Linked DNA regions of Homo sapiens: region 2 is linked to region 1. Evidence: chromatin contacts called from ENCODE Hi-C or POLR2A ChIA-PET data. All regions are on one chromosome and are shown on one strand. The core of a region is the stretch at or near the end of the contact, and the rest is flanking DNA. Distances in the headings are between cores, read along the strand shown. Region 1 has its middle 140 kb from the start of SLC24A3. Region 2 overlaps SLC24A3 (solute carrier family 24 member 3).

Region 1 (2,591 bases), core at 34-2,533:
CGGAGCTTGCAGTGAGCCGAGATAGCACCACTGCACTCCAGCCTGGGTGACAGAAAGAGACTCCATCTCAAAAAAAAAATTCTTCATAACTAATGAACACATAAAGAAATTTGTTATTTTTTGTATTACTATGCAGTTAGTATTGAATCATTTTGTTCTATAGAGGAGGACGTGTTGAAATAATCTCTGGGTGTCAAATAGGCACTCCTGCTGCTAGGAAATAGGTACTGCCATAGTATCAGCATTTTACAGATGAGGAAACTCAGGCATAGTGGGCTGACGTGGCCTTTCCCAGTGGCAGAGCAGGGAAGTGGCAGAGCAAAGATTCAAAGCCAGGCAATCAGTAGCCATCACCTTTCCCTGACATGACATGAATATGCTTCCATTTGGTAGTGTGGTTGATTGAAAGCTGGGGCACTCACTTATAATTTATTCATAGCTACTTTTATTTATAGCTGTGTTATTTGTTGTGCCAACTCGCACATGCTTAAGTTAACATAATCAAAATACATCATTCGGACCTATAGCCCAGTGATTCTACTCTTAGCATGCACCCAAGAGAAAGAGTCCATGCTATACAAAAGGATATACAAGAGTGTTCATAGTAGCACAGAAGCCAGACACAAAAGGGTATATATGGCATGATTCCATTCATACGATGACAAAAACAGGAAAAACTAACTGATGAAAATAGAGGTCAGAATGGTAGTTGCCTGCGGAGTTATTGACTGAAAGAGGAAAATAAGGAACCTTCTGGAATACTAGTAGGATTCCAAATCTTGATCTGGGTGCTATTTATACAGGTGTAGAAGGACCGTACACTCCTAAGTGCATTTTAGGCATTTTATGCATGTTACGTCTCAATAGAAAGAGTAAAGAATAAAATAAAAAAATCCTTCCAGGCATTGCAAAGGAGAAATCCTGGACCGAGAAAACAGTTGACATTTCTGGTCCCTCTCTTATACCTGGGCTTGGTGTACCACGTAAGCAACTCCCATGAAGACATGGCACCAGGCTCGCCGGGGCCTGTTTCCAACCTCCTAGAAGGAAGCTGGGCTGGGGAGGGTACCCAGGCAGGCAGGGAATCCCACTGCTGAGAGTCAACCAGCCCTTCCTTTGACCTTGGACAATGGAGAATGGAAGAAGTGCCCGGGCTTGAAGGGCAGAGCAGGACAGGGTAGGAGATACTTTCTATACTCTTAGCCATGCCAGTTGTCACAGTCCAACAGTTGGTGACACCACCCCCAGTTCCCACGCTGCAGGAAGGTGAGTCCTGCTCAAAAGGCAGCATTTGCCAACAGCTGACAGGAAGGAACTGCTCAGGATCCAGCCAGTGCTGCAAGGTGCCACTCAGCCCTGAGGGCAGAGCTGCTGACAGACACGGAGACCTGTCTGAGGGCTTCCGAGTTGGGCAACTGTGGGAGGGGACAGGAAGTGCAGGGGGATGTGGAGTTAACACAAAGGACAAAGTGACCACAACAGGACGCTTCCAGCACGTGATATTGCTACAAAGAATCATGGCTCATCTTTCATGTTCTGCTCTCTTCAGAATCTTGGTGTATTTCATTTTTTTCTTGCCCCAACCTGACCACATAACACCATTTTCTACTTGAAATAGCTTTCCGGGGGAATTTTTTTTAGCAATCAATCATACTAAAATTTTCTATCTACACTTTCCACATCTCTCTCACTTCCTCTAAAAATATGAAGTGATTTCCAATGGAGGAACACATTTCTGACTGTAGAAATAAACTTAAGGTTTTTCTCAAATATTCCCATTGCCCTGCACCCTACACAGACCACAACCAAGTAGTCTAACTCCACGCTCTTAACCAACAAACATTCCGCTTCTCCCAGGATCTAGGCAATGGCCAGCACTTGGTGACTGAGCAACGAATGGTTGGAAATAAGCAGTTTTCAATGTCGTGCATTGCTTGGACATTTTTCTAAAATATCTAGGATATAATTCCAAAGTAATGTAGCAAGTTGTTCATGCCAGTAATTCCATGGGAAGTTTAAAGGGTCACCTTAGTTGTGAGGTCTCACATAAATAAGACTACAGGACTTTTAACCTTTTCTCTGACTCTTTGAAGCTCACTCTGAGAAGCCTCAGATCTCCACTTCCTCCTGACTCAAATGCCAACAAGCCCCCCACATCATGCAGGTGCTCCAGGAATCTCTGCCAGTTAGTCCCTGGTGGTAAACTTGGGCTCACTCCACTGCAGATAGAAATCCCTTCTGGAGAAGGAAAACAAAGATTCAGAATTTTCTTATTCATGATGGAACAACCATGCTTAGAGGTTAATAAACATAAAAGGATGAGAAAATTGAGAAGGAGATAAAGGCGTATGGCTATTTCTCAAAGCCCAAAGCTGTTCAATTAGCTACTCAACCACAATTGCCCAAGGACGAACAAACTGCCACAGTCTGAAGCTCTGGCTCATAATATGAAGTAGATTTTCCTCATCATCTCCATTATCTAAGGAAAATCCAATCATTTTATAATTAGATCAAGTTGAGGGTAGGGCAACCTACCCATGAGAAACCACCTATTCCATTTTCTTGGGAACCCCCTGGTGCATTCTTATGCT
Region 2 (2,591 bases), core at 46-2,545, 180 kb before region 1:
CAATGATGCCTCGCAGGCCTTCTGCAAAGGGTGGCAGAGGAGGACAGCAGTCTCATAGCCTCAATCTTTTTTGGGAAGCAGTAAACCAAACACGCTCTTCTATAGAGACAAGTGCAGCAGTTCTTTTCACAAATTCATGCAGAGGATGCACATGTTGTGAACTGAGAAATTGTATCTCGAGTTCTTTCATTTTCAGTTCAGTTTTACTTTACAATAACTGCTGCTCTTGCTACTATTATTATTTCTAAATACAACACAGCTCTAACTTCAGCAGTGCTTACCTTACCCTCAGGGAGATTATGTGCTGGACACTGGCAAGGGAATATGTGTACTAGGAGTCATAATATTTGCCATGCTGAGTATGCTGACCTCATTCCGGGCATGGTTTTGAGTACTTTCTTTTTGCATCTCAACACCTTACTTAACCTTACAACAGCTTTGAGAGCTGGGTGTTGTTATCCTCACTTCCAAAAGAAGAAATCAATAGCTCAGAATCGAGTCCAGCAACTTGCCAAAGGTCGCAGGCTACCTGTTATCTCTGCATAGGACTAGACTGCAGGCAACAATTAGCCCAATGTCAGCCTTAGGACCATCCTGGCAGAATAGAGGTGATCTTGAATATAATGGGAAAAAAGAGAAAAAGAAAAAATAACAATGATGAAGTTGATCACCTCAGGTTCACAGGCTGTGCAGCAGCAGAGCTGGGCCTGGTATCCACCTTCCAGATCCCACTCCAGAGACCTTCCCTTAATATTTTGCTACCTTAATCTCAGGGCATACGGATTCTTTTTCTTTGGCTTCACTAACATGCTATGTATTTGGCATGATCTTCCCCTCAATGTTTCCATCTGAGACATGGGAGGGAGAGACCTACTTTGTTAAAAGGAAAACATGATAGAAACATTAAAAAGAGATTTTCCCATAGCACAGGGGGAAAAAACTATAAATAGAGTGAAATGTTAATGGTGAAATCCTGGTGGTGGGTATCTGAATGTTCACCGTCTAATTGTTTTGATGTTTCTGTATGGTTGAACATTTTCATATATAATGTTGGGGGAGAAACAATGTTTCCAATATCTCAGTGGTACATTAATATTGATAACACCCTCTTGTAGTATCTGAGGGTGATAAGAAGAAAGATCAATGCAACAGCAAGGGCTGCGGTCAAGCTCGATGTGTTCCATGAACCCCTCCAGGGGTGGCCATGACTGGCTGCCATGTGGCCACTGTGGTCACATCACCTTGCCTGGTCGCCAATCTTCAGGTGTCGCTGCCACTCAGCAGTGCTCCACTTCTGAGACTGTTTCTACTATGATTAAAGGCCTCTGGTCCTGAACTGTCACCAGCAGAGTGACATGGTGCCAACACATGGCCAAGCATATGACAAACATCTACTGTTGACAAGACAACATCCTAGAGGTGTCAGGCGGACGGAAGCAGCCCATTCCAGAAGGAAAGCTCCTGCATGCTGGGTCCTTTGCTCCTGAGACATCTGTACGGTGGAGTCAGAGTGTCCCAGCACCTCGCTGTCTCTCAAGCTGCACACTCGTTTCATTTCCTCTTAGACCTGCAGTGTGACTTATCTTTTCATCAGAGGGGCTTGGAGGGCTTCCCCTCAGTAGCAAAGCCATACCAGCAAGATGTCCTCCTGGGAGATCCATGAAATAACTTGGCTCAGAAGCAAATTATCTCTGAGCAGCTCTATTTTCAATCCTTCCTCGAGATATCACTATTACTAGAAAACTTACCTGGCTCTAATTTAATTGTGAAACAAGGCTTGTCCCTGTGCTAATATTAAAATGGAAATCTTCTAGTGAAATGGCTCATTTCTCTGGTGAATTATTGCCAGAAGGAGATAGGGCCTGAATGCAATTTGCTTAAGTGTCTCACAAACCACTCTGATTCCTGAAGACACTGGCCTTATCTTGTGCTTGATCGACCCTGCACAAGCTGCCTGTCTGCTGCTTGTTCTCTGGAGTTCTCTGAAAAGCCAGTGCTTGGTGGAAAAGCCACAGGAAAATGTTCACTTTTATATCTGCCTCATCATTATAGTTTCTTTCTTTTATTTGGAGACAGAGTCTCACTCTGTCACCCAGGCTGGAGTGCAGTGGCGCGATCTCAGCTCACTGCAACTTCCGCCTCCTGGATTCAAGTGATTCTTCCGCCTCAGCCTCCCGAGTAGCCGGGATTATGGGCACGTGCACCACAACCAGCTAATTTTGTATTTTTATTAGAGACAGGGTTTCACCATATTGGTGAGGCTGGTCTCGAACTGCTGACCTCGTGATCCGCCCACCTCAGCCTCCCAAAGTGCTAGGATTACAGGCGTGAGCCACGGCACCCCACCATCATTATAGTTTATTACTATTCCTCTGTATTTCTAATTATCATCTAAAAAGATGCCCAGTACCCAAAGAAGTTTGCTTTTGCCCAGTTTTCTGGAAAAATGTTCAGAGTGGCTTTTACCAAAAGCTCTCTTCCCCTTGCCTTTGCCCAAAGCCTGGAATGGGGAAGAAGAGCTCATGGGGTGGGAAGAAGAGCTGTGAGGGCAGAGGCAGCAAAGGTGCCCGCCTCCAGGAGCTTGCAGCTGG

The links. Hi-C counts contacts between places; a loop is a spot of excess contacts on that map. ChIA-PET counts read pairs that join two places held with the same protein, here RNA polymerase II (POLR2A).
Region 2: a map with no recorded cell type shows a loop between it and region 1 (4-fold over the local background). The contact joins two enhancer-like sites. A Hi-C loop is called at or near these places in 1 of 37 single-sample maps with no recorded cell type. POLR2A ChIA-PET finds 5 or more read pairs at or near these places in 1 of 52 experiments (BJ).

The regions. Positions count from the first base shown.
Region 1 is chr20:19,074,088-19,076,678 of GRCh38, reverse strand. No RefSeq gene overlaps it. Among named protein-coding and RNA genes, the nearest start is that of SLC24A3, 140 kb to the left of the region's middle. Within about 2 kb of position 1,283, at least 4 of the 41 ENCODE cell types and tissues checked have a DNase peak (open chromatin) inside an H3K27ac peak, as active enhancers do.
Region 2 is chr20:19,258,180-19,260,770 of GRCh38, reverse strand. The region is part of intron 1 of SLC24A3 (solute carrier family 24 member 3); the gene reads right to left. The region is part of intron 5 of SLC24A3-AS1 (SLC24A3 antisense RNA 1); the gene reads left to right. Among named protein-coding and RNA genes, the nearest start is that of SLC24A3-AS1, 25 kb to the left of the region's middle. RefSeq lists an enhancer at 1,470-1,559. Within about 2 kb of position 1,295, at least 4 of the 41 ENCODE cell types and tissues checked have a DNase peak (open chromatin) inside an H3K27ac peak, as active enhancers do.